3 separate regions of the Homo sapiens genome follow, and all the other regions are linked to region 1. Evidence: chromatin loops called from intact Hi-C (ENCODE). Cell type or tissue: heart left ventricle. All regions are shown on one strand.

The links. Hi-C counts contacts between places; a loop is a spot of excess contacts. Peaks named below come from ENCODE experiments on the same cell type or tissue, not always from the same donor. Only the 100,000 strongest peaks of a DNase experiment are listed, where the experiment ranks them.
Region 2: a loop joins it to region 1, with 7 times the contacts of the local background. A loop is called at or near these places in 7 of 110 quality-filtered maps.
Region 3: a loop joins it to region 1, with 2.3 times the contacts of the local background. A loop is called at or near these places in 6 of 110 quality-filtered maps.

What each region holds. Positions count from the first base shown.
Region 1 is chr2:192,022,742-192,030,741 of GRCh38, reverse strand. The region is part of intron 5 of TMEFF2 (transmembrane protein with EGF like and two follistatin like domains 2); the gene reads left to right. All of the region lies in intron 1 of CAVIN2-AS1 (CAVIN2 and TMEFF2 antisense RNA 1), which reads right to left. Among named protein-coding and RNA genes, the nearest start is that of TMEFF2, 170 kb to the left of the region's middle. RefSeq lists an enhancer at 1,367-1,536. In heart left ventricle, a CTCF peak has its summit at 4,922 (motif pointing left); no DNase peak of the experiment used is centred here; H3K4me3 peaks cover 443 bases; H3K27ac peaks cover 1,671 bases.
Region 2 is chr2:191,843,971-191,851,970 of GRCh38, reverse strand. CAVIN2 (caveolae associated protein 2) reads left to right here and starts at 4,883. Exons shown (of 2, transcript NM_004657.6): 1 at 4,883-5,528. The coding sequence starts at 5,046. It overlaps CAVIN2-AS1 (CAVIN2 and TMEFF2 antisense RNA 1), which reads right to left and starts at 5,483. Exons shown (of 4, transcript NR_187184.1): 1 at 5,200-5,483. RefSeq lists an enhancer at 4,670-5,178. In heart left ventricle, CTCF peaks have their summits at 4,818 and 6,369; DNase peaks (open chromatin) are centred at 4,640, 5,080, 5,410 and 6,380; H3K4me3 peaks cover 4,310 bases; H3K27ac peaks cover 5,011 bases.
Region 3 is chr2:192,151,436-192,159,435 of GRCh38, reverse strand. All of the region lies in intron 4 of TMEFF2 (transmembrane protein with EGF like and two follistatin like domains 2), which reads left to right. Among named protein-coding and RNA genes, the nearest start is that of TMEFF2, 39 kb to the left of the region's middle. In heart left ventricle, no CTCF peak of the experiment used is centred here; no DNase peak of the experiment used is centred here.

The sequences.
Region 1 (8,000 bases):
CTGTTGACACCAGTGTAGTTCAGACCCATAGTACCTTTAACTTGACTATCTTAATAATCACCTCACTGATGCCTCAAAGGCCAGCCCACAGTGATCAGTTCACTCTTTGTAGACATCCATGGGCTTGTCAGTTCACAATTTCAGAATCTTCAGGAATTCCCTGAATCAAAATAACAATAAAAGAGGTTGGGCAACTCTGTGGCTTGTCAACAACATGCGGGCTCTGGGTCAGCTCACAGATTCCTTTGGCCTTCTCATCATTGAAACAGGAAGGCTACAGCAAGCAGAAGCAGCACAATAACCAAAGGCAGAAATGAGTAAGCCTCTGTATCAATGAAAGCTTACACTTTGCTATCACCACCAACCACAGCTGATTTCTTTTCATCACCATGGTTGTGTCACATATGTGTGCTTATAGCAATCATGGGAAAGGGAACACCAATCAACATGCTTTCCCTCAACTCATGACCTTCTAATATCTGAACAGATTCAAGGATTCTTTAGCAAGGAAGAAAGGGAGCAGAAATGGCTTTTGGATGGGCAGCAAATAATGTCTGCCAAATCCTCTACTGAATAAACTATTGACTATGATATGCAAGCCTTCTGAGAATAACCTTATTTTTCCTTCTTCAACATGGTTTAGTCAGTATGTGCTCTGGACTCTCTCATCTCCATGCCCTAGATCGGTTTGTCTCAATGTGTGGTCCAGCGACTAAGATATTATTTGCCTTTTTTATTCTCATTCTTACACAAATGCACAGTGGAGTTTTCCAGAGGCTACTTGATATGTGCTCTTCAACAGATTCAATGAAGAAGCAGGTATAGAATCCAGCTTTGTTGTATTAAGCCAAGGATTAAAGGGGTTTTCAAAAATGTACACAGTGCCATTCTTCTCACTGAATTTATTTTTAGAAAGCATATTCATTTTTTTAAAAATGTTATCTATCTCAACATGCAATGGGTATGTTATTGTTTCTAAATCCATCGATAAATACAAATTTTAAATGCCTCAATTGCATTTTCTAATATGATAAATATCAATATGTATAGAATGCATAAATAAAAGCTCTTTGGGGTCTTCCAATAATTTTTAAGATTATGATGGGGTTCTGTGAGAAAGTGGTTTGGGAAATGTTGTCCTGGCCTAGATTACGTAGCATCTTCTACCTGTGATGCCACTTCCTCCATCACGAAATGCTCATCCTAAAAGATTTAGGTCAGAGGACTCTTCCTCAGTCCTTGGGAGGAAGCTGTCATTCCACTGAATCTCAATGTATTCCTTTTCTATTGCTGCATTACAAATCATCCTACAATTTAGCAGCTTAAAACAACAATGTTTATACCTCAGAGTTTATGTGGGTTGGGAATCTGGGTGTGGCTTAGCTGTGCTTCTGACTTAGGGTTCCTCCTACAACTGCAATCAAGATGTCAGCCAGGGCTGCAGTTCTCTCAAGGCTCAGCAGGGGGAAGATCCACTTGCAAGCTCACTCATGCGTCTGCTGGCAATACTCAGGCTCTTGGTGGTTGTTGGCCAAGGTGTCTTGACAAAATGGCTGAAATTCCCTCCCTTCCCCCAACCCCTAAGAAAGAGATGGTAGGTAGAGAATGGACGTGGGGGGAGGGGGAGAAGAGGTGGATGCCAGAGTATTATTTTTATAATCTAGTCTTGGAAGCAACATAGCATCATTGTGGCCTGTTATTTGTGGGGCCCAATGCAAAAGAAATATGTGAAGTCCCTAGTTCAAAAAGCAGGAAGAAGTTCCCTTAAAGGGTTTTTTCTTTCTTCTGTTGGTGTCTTTTTCTTGACTTCCTATGGTGATTTTTACTTGCTTTGTCATTCTGAGTAGAGAAAGGTTAAAATTTTAAATAATTAGCATAATTTTACCATTCATTTTTATATTGTACTATGCCAGGTTTAGATGCAAATATAAGAGCATCTAATTTTTATATAGAATCACCAAAATTACACAATTTGTATCTCATAGCTTATACATTCATGTGTATTTCATTCTTACAAGAATAGTGGAAACTTACACAAAACGAATTTAACTGTTTTTATTGCACATCATGATGCTCACGCATTCTACCAACTCTGCCTACCTTTGCTTGCTGATAAGAAATGACTGAAAGGAAAAGAAAATACAGTCTGCCCTGTCTTTTTCCACCAGTGTCATAATTTTCAGTATAAATGGTTGGCTAATCCAGGGAAGTCAACTTCCACACATCCAGGGAAGTCACACACACACACACACACACACACACAAAACAGTATGATAGCGTTCCTTGGTCATTCGTATTTCTCAGGACATTATTGCCATCTTTCTCTGTGATAAACAAGCTCTGGTTTGAACAAAAGAGGCATCTTGTTGGGGCAATCTGCTTCCTCCTTACTTACTCATAGAAGTAATGCACTTGTATTAGTCTGTTTTCACACTGCTGATAAAGACATACCCAAGACTGGGCAATTTACAAAAGAAAGAGGTTTAATGGACTTACAGTCCCACATGGCTGGGGAAGCCTCACAATCATGGCAGAAGGCAAGGAGGAGCAAGTCACCTCTTACATGCATGGTAGCAGGCAAAAAGAGAGCTTGTGCAGGGAAACTTCCATTTTTAAAACCATCAGATCTCATGAGACTCATTCACTATCACAAGAACAGTGCAAGAAAGACCCCCCCCCCCCCCATAATTCAATCACTCCCACTAGGTTCCTCCCACAGGAGAATTACGGGAGTTAAATTCAAGATGAGATTTGGGTGGGGACACAGCCAAACCATAACAGCACTTACCTTGTACTTGCTTTGAGTCTCACGAGTTCCCATGACTCATGGGGTCACCAGAATCCTGCGCTCATGAGGCACTGAGAACCATCTATGTGAACAAGGTGGCAAGGGGAGGAGGCAGACACACATATTGAACACAGCTCATGGAGCTCATGCTCTGATCCATTGTCTCACTTGACTTCATTTACAAAATTCAAAGCTAAAATGATTAAGAATATCAAGTTGATGACAACAGAACATTAAACCAAGTTCAGGACTCTGTGTGCCCTGTGTGCACTGGCCACATGCCTGTAAAGCCAGCCCTGCCCATCACTTCTCCTGTTTTACAAGAATAGTTACTAGTTACAGCCCACACTCAAGGGTAGGGCATTACACAAGGGCATGAATACCAGGAGGCAAGACCCTTGAGGACCATTTTAGATGTTGCTGCCACATCCAACATCATCTTTCTGTTTTGACTTGTTCTTTTCTTTCGTATACTCTCTATATAGTTACTCATGTACATATTATTTTGTATACTGTTCTATGTGATAATCTCCTTAAGGATAGCGCTCCTCTCTGATATATATCCTGACATGCCTTTATCATATGTAATATACAACACAAAGCAAGGACTGAATACATGCTTTTGGAATGAATGAATAAGTGAATTAATGATGCAGTGGAACTTTGATTTAAATTCTGGTAATCAGTCTTCGTGAAAAATTACCATAATGAGAAGTTGACCTTAATATTTTCCTCAAATATTGCAAGATTAAGACTGTCGTTATTATTTCAGATCCTTATTTTTGCACAAGCCACATATACTGATTTCTCTTTATTCCCCCTTGTCATGAACTGTCCCCCCTCTAAACATGGATTTTTTCTGACCTCTTAAAAAATCTTATTTAAGTTATTGTTAGGGGTGAATTATTGTACTTGAAAAGAAAATTAATGATACAAGGGACAGCTGGAGAATATCTGGAGAAACTGTTCCATTGGCATTTATATTTTTATTTTGGACTGCATCAAAATGGCAGGGGAGCTACGCCCTTTTAATGGCTTGCACATGTGGTCAGGCATTGTGTGAGCAAATAATGCTTCCCAGTGCTTGTATTCAATTTTCAGAAAAAGAAAATAAAAATGAACAGAAGTCTTTGTAGATCTAAGCATTTTCTTCAGTTTTCTTCTTCGGTCTATCCCACAATGCATAAGCTTTCACTTCTAGATCTGTTTCAAGGGTCTTTTATAATGACAGAAGCTAAGTCTTTGTTTCCAAGTAGCAGAATACAGAATGCATCAGTGTGCCATTTAAGAAAAACTGTTTTGTCAGTCTTGTTTATGCACTCAAGATAATACAGTGTTTTAAAAAAAGGCTGGACTCAACCTCTGCCTGTTTATTCAATATAAACAGAAGCATCCCTTTTGACGTTGTAAGGACAGGATGTGTGCTAATTTCAACAAGTAAAAGCCACTGCACTTGGCCACATAAATCCTTGTCTGAAGCAACCTTGCTGCTTCACAATATTGTGAAAGGGCACATAAAGGATGATAACGATGATGCGCATCAAATATTAATGTGCATTGACACACAGTCGTCTATTACAGCAGGAAAGTACCCACAGTGAGCTGCTATAGGGTTATGCCTCCCTTCACCTTTGTCTTTACACTTGAGCTTTCCCTCCACTTCCCATGCCTAAGTAAAACAAAGCACTCTGTACCCTAAGGAGCAACTCCAGGAAGGTCTGGCAGCCAAGTGACTGGTGGCCTGTTTAGTTAAAATAAAACGCCTATTGGGCTAATGTGTGATCAAGAGAGGATTGACATTTATTGTTTCAGGTTTATGATACTGTGAACTGAGCAAAAGTGAAAGCCACTTGGGGGCTTAGGGTGGGGAGGGGCGCACAGGGGCAGGAGTTCACAAGCAATGAATTGTATTTTTTTTCTTTACCATTTTCTTCCCAGCATGTTAGCAATAAATGCATTGTCTTTTTATCATGTTTTATGTAAGAATGTATGAATAACCAAGCAACAAGTCAACTCCGCAGTTTAGAAATAAATGTGTTGGTTAAATAGTTCAGTCAGGGATGTATTTTTCTCTTTGTATTAAGCGGCAAAAGCAGCTGTGCTGTATCTGTGCCCTGCATTCAGACATTGTATCTCCCCCTTGTGGATCAGGCCCCCTCGAGCTAGCACCCATCCCATATCCTGCTTCATTTTAGAATAGTACCACACCTAAATAGGAAGGAAGCACCAGGAATCTGTTTATGCAATTCTAAATCTTCCAATTTAAAAAGACATATGCCGAAAAATCAACATATTGCTTCCAGACAGAGTTTTTTATTATTATGGCACATCTACAGATCTCTTCCCATAGAAAATGCAAGTACTGAATTTTATACCCCACGATAATATGCTGAAGCAGAAATTTTGCTTTTTGCTACACAGAAAACAATTTCTACACTTTATAAGTGATGCCTAAGTGAGAGTTGCACCAACTTCTTAGATTTGAACTGTGCTGTTTTCCATGTCTTCTTATGAAGCAAGTTTGGGTTTTTGGTTTTTAACAAGAACGCTATATCATTAAATTAAAAAAAAAAAAAACCCTTCTGTTAGCTGAATTTTTGCCTCAGATAAGACCTTACCCAGCATCAGCTTAACCAGTAACTTCACACTTGGTTGTAGGCTCATCCTTCATCATCCCCGATCAATAATTCAAAAGCTCAATAGAAATGCTTTAAATTGAAATTGAACACACCATTAACAGTCCTAGAAAAGTGGGCATCATTCAAACAAAACAACCATAGGCACTCTGTCCATCACCAACACAATGCTTGATATAGCTTGAAGTCTGGATTCCTCACTAACTACCATGCATTTCCCTCGGATCATTACTTAGTCCTGAGTGAGTAAACTTCTGATCACCTCCCTTCATCTTGGCATTAGTCTATTTCCTTTATAATAGGCAACAGTATACCTCATTCATTCCCTCTTTGTTCGGGCCTCTCTGCTTTTCGTTAATTTTCTCCTGGCCAACCAGCCAACTCTGGCTCCCTGTGGTTATAGGAAATTATCCATGCAATGAACTTAATTTAGAAAACTCTGCTGCATAAAGAGGTGGCAGAATTATTCTTCTCATAGTCCAGTCTATGTTGACTTTCATGCTACAGCATTTCAACAGTCATTGACATAGAAATAGATGCTTAATTTAAAATGTTTTTGCAAAAGTCATTGGACGATTGATAAATAAAGCCGAGGCTAGACTCCAAATAAAGTGCTTAAAAAAGTAAAATTCTGGCATTCATCTTCCTTATCCCTTAATGGGGAAAAACTCTCATGAAACACCAACCATATATGTACTCCGCGAGTATATATTTTAAAACGTGTCTCCATTATTAGAAAATGTGCCTGCTATGCACACTTAAAATAGGTGAATTCTAACTCAAATTTTAAAATTTTACTGTAGAATAATTGTTTTTAAATTCATTCAGGAACTACCAGTGTTCTCCACATGCCTGACACAGCTCTATTCTATACCATGCTAACATAAGGAAGCATTTCACTTACTTTGATAAATTGTAAAGCTTCTCTCTTTCTGCTTATGAAAGAACAAGAATCCATCATATTTTTAAAAGCAAAACAAAAAGAACAAAATACTGAAGGGCACTCCTGAATTTTTTACAATATACAATTTTATGCTATATATAAATTGAAATAATGTGTTGGCCTAATACAGCTTGTGTTGACTTAATGCAGCTTATAGTAGAATGAAGAGTGGGAAGTATCCATAAAATATAATTCTATTTTAGTATTTATGATAAATCAACTATGGAAAACCCTCATCTATGGGAAATACATTCAAAATTATCACATGAATAGAGAAATATGGGAATATTGTGCCTTAGCAATCATAAAGATATGCATAGGAGATTTGTGACTGTCACAAGGAATATCTGTGAATTTGTCACACATTCATCCCCAAACTGTCCCCTTGGCAGTGTTCTTTCACAGAATTCCAGAAGAAACACTCTATTTAGTGTTAATCTTTCTTTAGCATGCCTTTTAATCACTTTGAAGCTTGTGATTATCTTTACTCAATGAAAGTTGCTAAACCTTCATCCAATGAGTATAGTCTGCCCCCAAGTCAGGTGATCTAAGGATAATAGACATATCACTAAAAAGGAGCTATAGAGGTGATGAGAGGAAAGCTCTCCCAGTTTAATTCTGTGTCTGACTAGCAGACCTAATGAAATTTTCCCAACTAATAAATAGAAACATAGATAGAAGATAAACAAACAGACAGACAGAGATATGAAAAAGTCAAATTAGCATAAGTGCAAAGCCAATAAAACTGGACTTAAAAATTTAATCAACACCCTCCATTTCTTTGTCTGCAGAAACAAAGAGTGCCCACCCCTACCTCCAGCCTATTTTGAAGAACATAAGGACAAACCAATCAAAAACTGTGCAGCCTTTCCTTTATAGATTGATGTTGCTTTTGGAGAAAAAAATAATACTGTCATCACCTTTCTGTTTCCCATGAGTTGTCACCTCTCTCTCAAAACTCAGGCAGAAATTACAGTTCCTAGCGTATAATTAGGCATGACATAGAAATAGGAAGTACCTGGTGTTGATGTAGTTCCCACAAGAAAAAAATGCTACAGGCAGAAGAGGTAGAGAATATAGGCAGAGTCATGGATGTTGAAAATATCCATGATTATAGATTTGTGTGTACTCAATCTATTCATGTCTTAGAGGGCAAAGGTCAGCCATTTTAGATAAAAGCCTAGGCACTCGGCTTTGAACTAAGAACTTTGTCCATCAACCTGCCAACATAGACAAATAAGGGAATATGGCCAGTGTGCAAGAAAACAGAAAATAGCATAAATCACAATCCGTACAACTTGCATATTGGCAAACTAGGTTTAGGTAAATCAGGACTTATTCAAAGATGAATAAGCAAGTAAAAAAAAAGATAAAAAAATCTTCAATGTCTTTTCTATCTTCCATACTTCATAACAAAAGGAAATCAAACATAATACTTAGTGTGACTGATTGGGAGATACTTACTTCATAAGCTTATTGTAATAAGATAAAGAATGTAATTTATCTAGAAAGCACTTAGCACAGCTCCTGGCAAGTAGTAAACATCCAATAAAGAGTAAGTATTATTATTATTGATAAACAATTGAAACTAAAGAGATGACTCAAAAACTGCTTTCCTGAGTCCAAGTAAATC
Region 2 (8,000 bases), 180 kb after region 1:
CTTGGGGTAGAACATAAAACCTAATGTCCAGTGTTTGAGTAATATTTCTTTTCATGATACAGAGAGTGGATGGAGGTAAGGAGAAAACAGAAGAAAGAAAACTAGGAGGAGAAAAACCAGCAAGATGTCAGAAATCTTCCTAACTGTGACTCTAAAACTTCATTAACATCTACTCCACTTAGAAATACTTTATGTGAGTGGATTGTATGATACTTAAAGAAGGGGTTGGAGTTTACAACCGGGCAGTTATGGAGAAGTACAGATATGGCACATAGAGAAACACTTATTTAAACCCAAGAGCCAGAGAAGGCCTTGAGAATGTAAGCTCCTCTAGAGTTTTCTAAAATCTTGGAGTTCCTAAATGACAGCACATGGGAAGTGGGTAAAATTTACCTTATATGTAAACACTATACATTATTTATGCTTCATCACTCATTTATGTAGGATTTCCTTATACATTTCTCTACTTCTTACTGACATCATTGATACACAAGGACTTTGGTTGGAAGAGATTCGAATCATATAATCATGTGCTTTTCATCATTAATATTTCTAGTGAAAGTAAACACTTGATTCCTCTTCACTGCCGTAGAAAAAGATAAGGCAAGACGTTCAGGCATTCTGCAAACTGCACCCTCACTTTCTATCCACACCCACTGCAGGATTCAATGACTCGATATAGAGTTCGCCCAGATAGGGTCAGATGATCTTTCAACTCCACCTTCCTTTCTGCATAATGCATTTTATCCTGGTAATATGCTTTTTTCCTACCACCTTTTGGTATTAAACCCAGTGTTAAGTTTTTCTTAAGGTGAGAATAATCACACAAAGTCCTTTATTTTGCTTTATAACACTACCTTAGCAGTTAAGTTTTGGAAACAGTAGTATGCATAAAACATATTAGATAGAGGGGTTCTAGGAACAAACCTAGACTATTAACAATAATTATTTTAGAATTACACTGTCATTGCAAACTACAGTTCCCAGTTATCTACTGTTGCATTAAAAAATCACCCCAAAACTCGATGACATAAAACACGTGGATGTGTCATCACATGGTTTTTCTTTCTTTCCATATGGTGAATATACAACCCTAGGACTGCCTCCTGTTCAAGAGGAAACCCACCCTTTGAAAGGCTTTCAAACTCCAACATAGAGGACAGGGGAAAATATATATGGAGTAGCCTGCTTAGCTTTCTTTGTTTCTTTAGCCACTGGGGCAAAGGGCTTTCTTTTCTGTGGGATCCTCATTCCAGGTCTCCTATTGCTGTCAGACCAAGAGTGCCCAGATTACTTTATGGACCTACATGGAAAAGGTCAACAAAAGAGACCACTGAGCTGCCTCTGGTCTAGGAATTATGGGCTAGTGGTTCAGAATAGGAAACCACATAGAAATTGGGACCAATTCCTTAACTGATAATAAAGTAGGTATTTTCCTGGAATGACTTCTGTGCTTCTGTGACTTAAACCTCTGAGGTTAACTGGTGTTCGGGGGAGCTGGTGATCAGCTGGAGGATTCTGAGTCCTAACCATACCCTGTCATGACTAAAGCCTTCATGGTCCTAGACTCCAGCAGAGCTAATCATTCCCTCTCTGTGCCCACACCTGTACCTCTATCCCTAGGATTTGTCTACCTACCTATCCTCCTAAGGTGGGAGATTTTAAAGGGTAACAAATACACACCATTCATCTTTGCATCCCCAGTGCCTAGCACTTATTTCCCACCAGCCAAGTGACCCATCTCTACATCTTATTGCTGTACAGATTCTTCTTAAACACATCACCTTCACGTGTTCAAAAACCTCCCCAGCCTGTCACTGTATCAAGTCTAAACTCCACTACCTAATTTCCAAGAAACTTCATAATATGTGGTAGGTAGAATTAATTATTTTAAGCATTTCTTTTAAGAACTGACCGCTGAAATTCACTGATTTCTCTCAGACAGAAAGAAGACTTAATTTAGGACAACTAAATGGTAAGTCTGGCTGCTCAGGGTAGTCTATTACTTAGTTTCAGGCCATCTTGTATGTTCCCATTACATAGCTCCTTCTAGCTCCCCTGATTGTAAGGTTGTCCAACAAAACAAATTGCATCACAGCATGAAACTATTCACTAATGAACTGATCACTTTTAAATATAATTTTTAAAGGATATATGCCAAATTCATTAAAATGATTACCTGACAAGAGAGGGAAGGGAATAAAATGGAAATGGTGATCAAAAGGGGCTCCACTTTATCTGTGATAGCCTTTTAAAAGAACAATCTATTCACGTGGTGATTGTTTTCAAAGGTGACTACAACAGTCTCTCCCAAGCGGCTCACCCTTTTGTCATGGGACATTACTGCTTCTCTCTCTTAAAGAGGTGGAGTCTATTTCCACCCCTTGAATCTGATCTTGGCCTGTGACCTACTTGGAACACAGAATGTAGAAGTGACAAGGGGAGAGTTCCAGAGATACCCTGCAGCCTTAAGACACCCTGCAGCTTTGCTTCTACTCTCTTAGAACCCTGAAGTACCATGTAAAAAAAGTTTGACTTCCCTACTAGAGAGATCAGATGGAGAGGCCCCAGAGGCTGAAAAATGGAAAAGAGAGAAATCCCAATATCCTAGTTGCCCCAGCTGAGGAGGCAGACACGTGAATGAGTCCATCTCAGATTCCTCAGCTCAAACTACAGATGAATGCATATGCCTAGCAGAAATAATCCATTCTAGTTGAGCCCTGACTAGCCAACCACAGAATCATGAGTAAATAAAACGTTATTTTAAGCCACTGAGTTTCATGCTGGTATGTTACACAGCAATAGATGACTGATATTACTTGTGTTATTCAAAATATATATTTTAAAAATAAATAAGCCCACACGCAAACCTTTCTTTCTATTTAACAACTAGCCTCTTTCCTTTTACCACCTCACACCCCATCTCTTTAATGTCTCTATTCATCTAGCTGATTATACAATATCCAACAATGCAATGCAAAATCAGCGCAAATCAATGCAAAATCAGGGTGAAGTGATTATAATGTGAAATCGCAAATTTTGCAAAATATGTAGGAAATCATGAAGTTGATGAAGGTAATGTTAGAGAAGCCCTTGAATCATGGGCAACTCCTCTGACAAATGAGAATCTGCAGCTGGAATAGTTAACATTAACATTTGAAGAAGAACAAATCTACATGGATGATGGCACAATAAGTGCTTCAAAAAGAAATGATTTGAATGTCAAAATTTAAGAGAGGCTCTTGGAAAATTGATGAAGCCCTCAAATATTTTTGAAATAGTGACACTCTATGATTTGCCCACAAAAGTCAAATGTAAAAGGACGTCGTGTCATGATATCATATAATTTTGTTAGAAAATTATGCTTCTTAAAATCAACACTTGATTCATCCTTTATTCTAATATTTAACACATTTTTGACCAACTAAATTTTATTAAATATAAGGTAAATTAATTTTAATAATGTTCTTACTTTTTTAAAAGATAACATCTCAACCAAACCTTCTTTTCACCTTTTTTGGTCTCTATTTTTAAAGCATTTGCTTTAAGTGGGTTTTGGTGGCACCAATTATCTGAAGAAATTGAAGGCCTCTGTAAATATCTTTAGTTCATCTTCCTAACTGGCAGCTATACTCATTGAGAGCAGGGTCTCCGTCATGCTTTGCCAATGTCTTCTGGATAGTGCTTCATGCATATAGCAGAAGGCAGAGATTCAACCAACGTGATAACCAATGGCCTGCTGATTGATTGGCTTACATGTAGGTGTTACTATTGACGAATGGCATTGTTCCATTATCAATCCCTGACCTGGTATGAGCTGGCATTTGTTCGTCTCAAAATTGTTCATAGAAGGCCTATTACAAACTTCCTGCTGAAAGCACTTTCAAAGGCTGGATACGTTTAAAATCAACTCAAGCATGTAAAGCCATTTTAGGAAAATAAGCCCCACATCCCAAGGTTCAGCTGAGGAGGGCCACATTTGAGAACAGGTGTGCCACTTCACTGAGCAGGAATTTTAAAATGTCAAACATTAGAACCACTTGAGAAACTCCAACTCAGCCTGCCAACAGACACTTCTGGGCACGTGTCAATAAATGCCTTGCAGAGATGGGCATTTGAGAAAGTCTCTCCTCACCAACTCAAAGTTAGTTAAAACAAATCATCACGGTAGGTTCTTAAAAAGACCACATTTTATTTTTCCTCAGTCTCACTTCTTGAAAAAAACAATCATTTTTTTAAATGTGGTCATTCAAAAAGTTTCCATATATTACATAACAGTCATAACAGCAGTATTACTTTTTTTAAATATCCCTGAAGTTCAATCTCTTTTAACTTATTTTGTATCTGCAACTGCAAGAGTAATAAGAACTGAGCTGTTTTCCTTATCATTATCAGAGTTAGTCCCATTCCTTTGCAAATGAGAAACTAATAATACAAACTTGGCTGCAGTACCCTTTAAACTCTATGCCTCCCAGTAGGACACCCGGTGTTCTGCAACCCATCAGTCAGTTCTAGGGCAAATGCAAACAATACTTTCCGTTACAATAACTTGTATCCAGGAAAAAGAAACAGGCACCCTGTTGCATCTGCAGCATAGCAGCCAGAGAAAAGTTTACCAGCTTTAGCCAATTGGAAGCTGTGGAGCTGGGCCAAGTTAGCATGTTTTTCTCCGCCTCTAGATGAAGTCATGATTGAAATATGACATTGAAAGGGAAGGGGAACAGGAAAGAAAAGCTAAACCTGCAACAAAGTGTCCTGTGCCCAGAACGCGGTTAGGAAGTGTGTGCATACGTCTGAACCCTAAATGGTTCTCAGTTCTGTAAACTTCTCCTCCCACTGGGTGGAGTAGGGCCTTTAAGAGCAGCTGGAATGCAGTTCCCCTGATCAGCGTAGCCAGTTGTTGCCTGTCTGAACCTCTGCCAGTCCTGGAGACTGGTGCCCTGAGCTCCAACCAGCGGGCCTCATCCTACACCCTCACCACCGCAACTTCTCACCCGAGCAAGAAGCAGCTCCCAGAGAGAAAGAACGTTCCCACCTGCCTAGCCATGGGAGAGGACGCTGCACAGGCCGAAAAGTTCCAGCACCCTGGGTCTGACATGCGGCAGGAAAAGCCCTCGAGCCCCAGCCCGATGCCTTCCTCCACACCAAGCCCCAGCCTGAACCTAGGGAACACAGAGGAGGCCATCCGGGACAACTCACAGGTGAACGCAGTCACGGTGCTCACGCTCCTGGACAAGCTGGTGAACATGCTAGACGCTGTGCAGGAGAACCAGCACAAGATGGAGCAGCGACAGATCAGTTTGGAGGGCTCCGTGAAGGGCATCCAGAATGACCTCACCAAGCTCTCCAAGTACCAGGCCTCCACCAGCAACACGGTGAGCAAGCTGCTGGAGAAGTCCCGCAAGGTCAGCGCCCACACGCGCGCGGTCAAAGAGCGCATGGATAGGCAGTGCGCACAGGTGAAGCGGCTGGAGAACAACCACGCCCAGCTCCTCCGACGCAACCATTTCAAAGTGCTCATCTTCCAGGTCAGTTCCCCCTATGCCTCCTTACAGGCGGGCTGGAACTCCTTATCATTCTTGATCTCGCTCATCCTGGCTCTCACAGCCATTTTTACATTTGTCCTGCCTGTCAGGGATCACACATACAAGGCACTGTCCCCTGTCTGCCTGCGGAAAGCAAATGTGAAATCTTCACACAGGGGTGGGAATTTCCCAGGTCACTACAGACTAATCCAAAGAAGATGTCCCCGGGCTTAGTAGGCCCCGGGTCATTTGTCAGGGAGCACCTGGATGCACTCTGTACAGGTTGGGAAGATGTGCAGGTGCGTGCACCCTAGTCAAATTCATTTGTCTCTTTGCATTAGGAGCTTAGGGCTCTGGCTGCAGCTGTTAGCTGGACAGGGCAAATTAATTCAGTGGCTGTTCATTAACTCTTAGTGGAAATGAAGTGATCATGTGAGGTATTTTGTGGTTTTTTTAACCAAAAAGTCAAACTATCCCTTTATACAAAGGCTATCAACGTTTTGGGGACCAATCAAATAGAGGATTGATTCCATTAGAGTTAGCCTTGTTCTTTTAAGACTTTTTTGGGGCAAAGCAATCTTGTGGAGTTCTTTTCTAGCAAATGCACTAGAAAAAGAGAGTACAAACACACTAGACGTGCCTCTCCTTGTTCAGAGAGACCACAACTGTTAAGTAAAATAAAAGGAGTGTTATCAGTTATAGTCACAAAGGCTAGTCTTAAATGTTTCTCCTTCAAACGGTTGCCTTAGAATAAAAAGGCCACTTAATTTTTTTTAATGCATCAATGATGCAATTAATGTAGCAAGAGGCTATCTGGGGACAGGGAGATTGCGTGGGGCTCTTGTTCCGCCAAGTGGTGGGCATTTGTGAATCCCAGGGCAGCCCTGCCTAATGCTGGAAGCCCTTCCGCCCAGTGGAATCCAGCCAGCACAGAGCCCAGGAAGCGATTGCCATCCTCGCTCCAGGGCTGTCTCGTTGTGACCATATGAATAGGAGAGGATTTCAAAGCCATGGAGGGGAGAGGCTATAACCAACAGTTTGATTGTGAAAGGCACACAGGGAAAGCCTTCATCTCCCAAGAGAGATTTAGAAATTGGGATTTAAACCGAGGGAGTCTTCTTTTTCAAAATGAATCTGCTCTGCCAAGTTAGAAGCCTTCCTACCCCCATAAAAGGAAAGACTCATCTCGCTGCTTTTTTGTCCTCCTCAAATTGCACTTGAATATTGTAAAGGTTTAGGGAGCCTATGTCCTCCTCTACCTTGCAGGCTTTTGCAGCTGAAAACTTTTCAGCTTTTAATGCAAATGCAGTAGCTTTTCATGCACCAGATGAATTGAAAAGAGATACTGTAACTGGGCCTTTCTTAAGCCATATGAGATCCTTACTTTATTAGCCTAAGAGATATTAGAAATCTCAGCTCTCAAGCCATTTCTAAATTAAATACTGATCTCCAAACAAAACCAAACATGTACAGACCTGTTTAAGTCTGAGACACCAAAGGAAATTTTCCTGCTTCCAGTATGAATCAGGCAAATTATCTCTTGTCCCATCCCTCAGTTAAGGAGGAGGAAAAAAGTATTTATCTTGTAGAGGAAAGTCACAATTCGTCAGGATTGGGTTTTGTTTTGTTTTGTCATGGATGTTCTGCAGATGTTGGGGGGAGGGATGGAGAGGATATGCTAGTAGAAATTCAGGAGAATTATAAATCTGACATTAAAAAAAAACTGCTTGGGAACTTAAAGGCATATGCTGTTGTGAGGGTCTGACATGGTCTCCTGTTTTGTCACATTGAATTGACAGGTGTGAAATTGCAGCCAGATATGGTAGAAATTCTCCATATAGTGAGTAAAAGCTGAAACAGGGGTGCTCAAGACCAAACTGGAAGCTAAGAATATCCACAGAAATGTGCTCGGACTCCATTCTGGGCCCTTTAGAAAACAATCCCCAAGGACACCTTTAAAGAGCATTTTAGGAGGCAGGAAACTAGAGGCAAGTGACTGGACCTTTCTTAAGCCGTGTAAGATCCTTTATTAGCCTAAAGGATATTAGAATTCTCAACTCTCAAGGCATCGCAAGATGATTGTTTTGTATAAAACTAATGCAAGCACAGTCCCTCAGTGGACTCTCTTGTTCCTTCTAAAAGTAGCAGTTTCCCCAGAGTAGTAATTATGCCAATGGATAAAATAATAATTTGTATTAGAGAGTGGTCCAGTATAGTAGTTCAGAAGATAAATTTTGGAGTCACACAAACAGTAGTTCAAATCCTAGTTCTACCACTTGCTAAATATGTGATATTGGACACAGTTTGTAGCTTCTCCAAACCTGTTTCCTCATCTATACACTGATGATATTAATAAGAGCAAAAAAAATCAAGCACTTAATAAACCCAGCATACATTGGTAAGCATCTTATCTCATTTATCCCGAATCTACAGATGAGGATGTTGAGATTCGAAAACGTTTATGGCTTGTCTGAA
Region 3 (8,000 bases), 130 kb before region 1:
AAAGATGAGTCATGTTGAACTAAAGGGACTATATTTTAATGAGCCAATCTGGTTACTGTAGCTCATCTATGCTCAGCAGCAGACTGCCTGGGGAACAGGAGACAATCTATTTGTCAAATGAAGAATTAGTCCCTGATGCTATCCTTCGGCCTTGATCCCCCCCTCAACACTCTCCTCTCTGTTCCTTCTTGTATAAAGTCTTGCCTTGGGGGTTTCCCTTAACTACAAATAACGGTAGCATAAAACAATCTGCATTGTGCCTGCGATTCCCCATTTAGCATTTGTTGACAAATAAGAGTCATCAAATATTTATTATTTATCTACAATGCTTTTAGCACTGTGGGGTTACAAAATAATCTTTATAGAATAATCTCTTGGCCTTGAGGAGGAGTTTCTAGTCCTTTGAGAGAGTGAAAACCTCCATACATGGAACTTCAGATCAGAAGGTATGGTCTGTAGTCATTCAGAAAAAAATGATCGCTCGACCCTATGTTAGGTAGTCAATAGGGAGAACCTTAGAAAGGAGTTGGGACATGAGTTAAACATTAAAGAATAGTTTAGGTGTTGAATAATTTGGCATTTTTATCATTTTCCGATTTGCTCTCTTTTTAAATTCATGTACTAAAGATTTCCTATTGACAAGCATACGATGCACAATTATTTTTATTCCTGATTTCAGTGGATCATTCTGTGAGTTGCTGTGGTTGTTTTTCTAGCTTTAGGAGAGGATTAATACCTTGAATCCTTACTTGTAAGTCTCACCAGCACTAGAGGTTTTAAAGTGTGGAGTAATAACATCTAATGTAAGGGAACTAGAGTGGAGACAAAAACATAGGGGAAATGCTAATTTTCAGTAGTCAGTGTAACCATGGGTAATTTTTACATGGGTTTGTGATATTCTGATGTAAATGCTTTAAAGTAGATTTTGAATATATTATTTTCTACTGAATATCGCATAGTGTTATTTTAAAATTTATTAGGAAATACCAACTCTGTGCCAAGTAATGAACATTACTGATGGCTAAAATGCTTGGCTAGCATCAGATCTGTCTAGCTTTATTAAAAATAATAAATCTAGATTTACAAAGTTCTTGACACACAATATATCAGAGATATAATCTCAAAAATGTATATCCAAATAAGTTCTGTCCTTTAAATTTGGTCCTCTATGAAATGATAATCATATCTGAACAGTAATACCATCATTCCATAGATTTTTTAAGTCTGTGTTTCAGTCTTTCTTAAAGTGCCAGTAGACGGCTGTACAGATAAATTTCTTACATTATTGTGAAATTCACATTTTTATGAAGATGGTATTGCCCCTGCTTGATCATCTGCTTCATAAATTCACATAACAAACATTTTGCATGGTACTCATACTGTGCCAGGGAGGCAAAAATAAATTTGGCGTGGATCCTGCCTCTAAGGATTGTACCACTGGTAGACTAAAACAGGTAAGAACTTGGCAAACGAACAAGGAAAAGGCCATTTGAGATAAAGGAAACGCACATGAAGACATGGAAGTGCGGAACAGCATGGCATTTTCAGGGAACAACAGATGGTTTGGCATGACTAGAATATGAAATGCAAGGAGAGAAAGGGTGCAGGTGATGCTTTAAAAAGTCATTTTAAGCTAGACAATGAAGATTTTTTAACACTTAAAATAATTTCCTATTATCAAAGATTTTATCTTTTTTACCATAGCCTGGAATAAAGTTATAGTGGGCTTTTCAGGTATACTTTTATTAAAATTTGAGGGAATAGGGACGGTAGAAACAAATAAATAAGCTTAGAAGTGCCATACGTGGTGTCAAAGTGATGTCTTGCTTTCACATTAAAAATAAATATATATTTACAAACTTCTTGACATATGATATATTGGAGACATCATTTCAGAAACGTATATCCAAATAAGTGTTACACTTCTTGTGAGCTATTTTGTTTTTTAGTCACAATAATTAAGAAAACCACAGAGTACAGAAACTAACTTTTATGTGTTTTTATTAAGCTTTAATACTTATATACATTAACTTATTTAAGATATATATAACAATCTAAGTAATACGCATTTCTCTTCCTATTTTACAGATGAGAAAACTAAGATTCAGAGTAAAAAAAGTGGCCTAAGATGTCCAGGTTACTAAGAGACAAAATCAATATTCAAACAGATATGTTTGGCAACAAAGTTAATAGTTTATACTGTGTTGCCACTTTACCTCAGTCAGACTTTATCTATACCATATTTGGGTTTGAACACCTTCTGTTCTAAAGAAATTTTAAAGTTTTCGTTAAACTGTCCCAAATGTCAGGTAGGAAAAGTTGACACTGATTTCCCTAAATCACAATATTCATATTAAATATTCTGGAGGTTGCCAGGGAAGAATTTCATAGCTATCTTATCTACACCATCCTATACAAACTGCATCTTGGTCCATTAATCCTCAAATTATGTTAAAGAAAAATTGGGACTATTATACAATCTCTAAGTGATAGTAGGCTCTCAAATGTGACTTTAAGAACATATGTTAACCTCTCTCGACCTTAATTCTTCATCTCTAAAAGGAACAGTTTAGACTAATAATCCCAGTGATCCTTCTGCGTGGTCTCAGGATTCTGTGCTCACTGCAAAATAAATAGCATTTCAGTCTGTAGATACGGTATATGCTGGCTTACAGGTGAGAGAGACACTTTAAGTGTGATTATTTTATAACCGCCAAATTCGGAATCGGATTTGAGAGCTGGGATTTTTGTGTTTATTTTTAAGAACTCTCATGGCCTACATATTTCTGGCATATGTAAAATTTGTTACTGGTGATATACCCTGTTTATAAACAGAAACTTGTTCTTTAAAGACAAGGTACCAATGTGCTTAATTTTTAAATCAATAGAAATAAACTAATCAAGAATACCCATCAACTGCATTGTGGAGTGGTTGTTGTATGAGGAGGCAGTAGGGTATAAGGATTAAGGACCCAGACTCTGGGTTTGAATACTGGAAATGCCACTTCTTCCTAACTGTGGAACTTTAGGCACATTAATGCTGTTCTCTGTGGCTTAGTTTTCTCATCTGTAAAAACAATTTCTGCCTCATAGAGTTGTTTTGAGGATTAAATGTATTCATGTATGTGTAGTACCTAGAACAGTATCCGGTACATATAAACATTCATGAAATGTTACCTGTTGTTAGCATTATGGATAAGAGATCACTTATTTGAATTAAAGAAGCTACAGAATTAATGGATAAAATAAAAATATTGAAGGTAAGCTGCAAGAGGGCAGAGGTTTTTGTCTGTTTTCCATATCTGTTTCCTGGGCACCAGCCTAAGTATCTGGCTTAGATTAAGTGCCCAACATATATTTGTTGAGTGAATAGTTCAAGATTCAATGACGTTGAAACCTCTATTATCTTGTTTTTTTTTTTCAAATGTTCCTCTGTATTTTAATGTTTCTTGTATTCAAGAGCATTAAGCCATATGCTATAAATTCTATAACATAATGAGTAGTAAGTAACAGCTTTGGTCTCTAGATTCCTGTTTCAGTTCCTCTGTGCTATTTTAAGCAGAAATACCATAAAATCTTAGATAATTTCTTATAAAAACAAGTGTTAGGCCTCATCTTTTTTCTTCTTTTTTTGACAAGTAAATAAAACCAGGCCTCTGCTTATTTAGACATTTCATGGGTCTTGGCAGTTCTCTTTGTTGTAGCAGTAGCTGTATTGATCCAGCTGTTGCAGTTGCTACTTGGGCAGCTGCTGGGCAGCATTGCCAACTGCCTCAGATGGTTTTTAAACTGATTTTAGAGAGAAAAACAATCCAGGAATTCCAGAAATACAGCTAAGCCTCCCCTCTCTCTTGTCCAATTAGCAGCTATGGCTTAGAACCATGGATTCCAAATACAGCAATCCTACTCTTTTGGATACAAACTAATGCCTATCTTGAAGAGTCTAAGTTGGATAAAAATCTCACCCTCAGTCTCAGTTTTAGTAATAATACTTTAGAATTACAGTTACTGTAAGCCAAGTGTTTATAAGGATTTTCATAATCTGTATCTTATTTTACTTAAAAACCCACGCTTTCTTCTCTTTACTCTTTCCCAGATAGACATAGTTCCTGAGTCACTGTTGATTAGCCAAAGTGACAAGGATAGCCACTTTAGTTAATGAAACTAAATTATTTCTCCCAAAACTAAATTATTTCTCCCAATAGGCTCTCGGTCAAAATCATGCTGATATATAAGGTGCTTTCCAGCTTTGTACTATCTTAAATATTTTATTGTTGTCTAAATGATTTTGTTCCAACCATAAGCTTGGAAAACAAGAAAATTGTATAGTACAACACCAAAACCTAATAATTGTCACCACAGGGTGCATTGGCCAATGGGAGGAAACTTTGCCTTTTTTATTTTTTTTAACAGAAAGAAATATCGATATCCAACTTAAAGTTCCCAGGAAGGGTATGAAAATTTCGCATAAAGATCTTATAAGTTTTATAGAAGGAGAGAAGCTGAAAACCCATTTAGACCTATTCTGCCCAAAATGCAGTGGTACAGAAACCTGTCAAAGTGGGGGAATGTACTTTCCAAAGACCAGGGATGAGAAGCAGGCAAGAAGCCCTCAAAAATCAGCTGCATGAAGATGGTGGTTGCAATATCACCAGCCTCATAAGAATATGTATATGTTTCAATTCCATTGTGGAGGTGGAATCTAAGCACAAACAGTCCCTTGGCGATCACCTGAACAGTCTCCAGAGAAAAGAGAGAAAAGAACGTACCTGCTATAAGCATTATGGAAGCTTTTATAATTTAGAAGGATTATTAAAAAGAGATGCTACTTTATGTGTTATCCCAAAATAAATGAAATAAGTGATAAAATTCATTAAGGTTGATACAAAGTTCTGTCTGTGGTCCTTATTGGAGACACAAGCACCAAAGTAGTTTCTAAATAGAAGCTCTCCACTGTTTTTGATTTGTGGAATTTGAGGAGTGAATGCCAGTCATGGCTAAGTCAGAAATTTAACTTAGCATGCTTACTGTACCAATGTAGAAAGTATACATGTTATCATTATGTCCATGCTTACTCAAACCACATCCTCAATCAGAGCGTCCTCTCTCTTATACAAAGCTCTATCACACACCAACCCTGAACTATTCACTAGAGAGAGTTGTACCCAGTGTTACATATTATTTAGTGTCTCTCCTCCCCACAAACATACACCACTTCTGGATGAGGAAGGTCATAAGTCCTGGTTCTAAATACTGAAGTGTAACATTGCCAAGTGTAACATTTCCCCTATAGTCTTGGACTCCTCTAATCATAGGAACCCAAGGGAACCACTGGAAGCACAAAGATAATCCTTCCCCATTTTCAAAAGCAGCCATGTCACTAATCAGAAACTGGTTAATGGAATTAGCATTGCATTTAACTTCCTCTGCCTTCAAATTTAATATACAAGCACTGTTTTGTATTCACCCTTCCCCCAACCATGTAAGAATTTAAGCTAGTTTTGATAGAATTTTCTCTCAAAATGAAAAAGCGATTTTATGTTTATTTAATGATTGAACCTGTGCCAGCCATTCTGGTGCGTTCCCAAGTAGGCATCAGCCATCTCATCCCTATTTGAGTAGCATCAGCACTTTCATCCCTATTCGAGTATAGAGTATTTTGAGCATTACAATGTACGTCAGCATCTGTGACAGATCAGCATCTTTCAAAACAGAAAACAATGTAGACAGCCTGTAATATGCTTTTCATACCACAGGTGTTGATTTCTGCCCCAGGAAATATAAGAATGGCACATCAACAGATATTACCCATCATGAGTTGTGTCTGAGTGTTGATTTTAAATAGTCTAATTAAAATGTCCCATGGTTGGCAAAATATTTGATGATCAGCTTGCACAATAGTTGTTGCTCTATCACAAACAGGGTAAAGTTGACCCTGGTACCTGATCATTGGCTGCCATCAGTGAATCTGCACAAAATGGAGATGCATCTACAAGTAAGAATTGGGGAATTGGCTACTCATCAATAAATTGGTAGGTATGAAATGGGTATATATGCTAGGAAAGAAGCACAGTGGGAAGTTAGATGCAAAGTCATCTGTGGAAATAATTATAAATCCATAATTTTTAAAAAAATACCAGTATTCAGGTATATCATGCTGTATAAAATGCAGTGAGATTATTTATAAGGGCTAATATTAAAAAGTATAGAAAAATATAATTTGGTTTAGATTCTTAATATCTATAACCTACTTCTTTTAAAAGGTCTAGTATATATTTTAAGCAAATAAACTAACTCTTAGATTTATTAAAAAGAGTAATAATTCTTAATTTAATAGTAAATATTAAATATTTAAAATATTTAAATATAGGCTCTGTACTGACCATTGAAGAATTTTCTTAAATTTAACATTTCCAATCAGTTTAAATTATACACCAAATTAACTAATATCTTCATGCATAAAAGTCTCAGTTTTAAGGTTGTAATGGAACCTGACTTGACCAGTTCATCCTTATGGTACATGCTGATAAATCCACTAAAGTAGGGTTTTGATTAAATATATTCTGAGAATGGTTGTCTTTGGTTATTATAATAGTTAGAAAACAGTTCTCAGCCTTCATCAACCTGTTAAAATTAGTGGCCTGTAGGTTATTCCAACATAGTTCTTTTGTATGTACTAGACAAATACAGTTGTTAGTTGAAATAATGCCAATATTATAAATGGATCAAATGACTCTGGGTTGATTAAATAATTGTCTTTTTTCTAATCTATAATCTGTGCTCACTTTTATTAAAATAGATTCATAGCAACTATCTGCTGTGTGCGGGTACCATACTAGCTACCTTCATAGACGTTATGTTTTACAGTCTTTAAAACGTGAATAAGAAGTTTTGCATCTGATAAATGTGACTGTGCCCCCTTGGGGCCACTCATTACTTTTACTGCAGCATCAAATCCTTTTTTTTCATGACCCTATTATATCATATAATGTCCTGGTCTCTTTCTTGCTTAACTACCTTCCATGAGGTCAGAAATGATTACAACAGCAATCATATTAGGTAATTTTAGTGCCTATGAAACAAGCTAAAGAGAAATCTCTGATTTGGTGAATTGAAAACCATATAGATATGGGGATGAAGAGTTCCTATGACTGATTTTCCTATCTGGATTCAAACCTTGCATTTAGTATAATATTTACAATACAAAAGACAAGCCTTCACTGTCACCCACAGTCACACCAGTGTTGTTCTCAGCTGGACAGTATGGATTACTTGAGTTATGCATGAGATAAAAATTGGCAGCCATCCTTGTGCTCTCAGCTCTTGGTTATGCATGAATGCATTATTCTTTTGTGGGTAACACATTCATCTCCGGATTACCACCTCATAATTGCTGTTATGGGACCTCAAGCCCTCTTCCTCCCTGAATACTTCCCCAACCACTCTAGAAGCCACTAAGGACATGACTCACAAGGTTCCTGAACAATTACCCTTAGCCAACATGGAACATCTGCCATTTTCCTCCCCTGCAGCCCAACTCTCTTTTGTCATATTGCTTAGTTAGCCAGGTGCATGCCCACTAGTAATGCAATCACAACCCACTTATGTTGCCACCTGTAGGCTCTCCCAAGATGAGACTATTTAAACATCTCATCACTAAAACTCCTCTGCAAAAATGTTGAGAATGTCTTCTTCCCATCATGTTAGACTCTCTCATGATAGTCCTTGCAGGGTGGGCCTTCTGAGTGTCAGAGAAAAGTTTGAGAACAATTTACTTCTCTGGTTCCTGTTTACACTTCTAGTCTGGGGGACTAAACTTGGAAATTTACCTCAAAATTCTAACCATCACGCTCTTGATAGTCACTGGTTAAAAAAACAAACAAATAAACAAACAAAAGCAAACTCGTCTTTCCCAATTTTCCCTTAGAGTTTCTTAATCAACATAGTTGCTCTTAGATTCAGGTTCAGACATCTCCAAATGAACATGTGAAAATGCAACT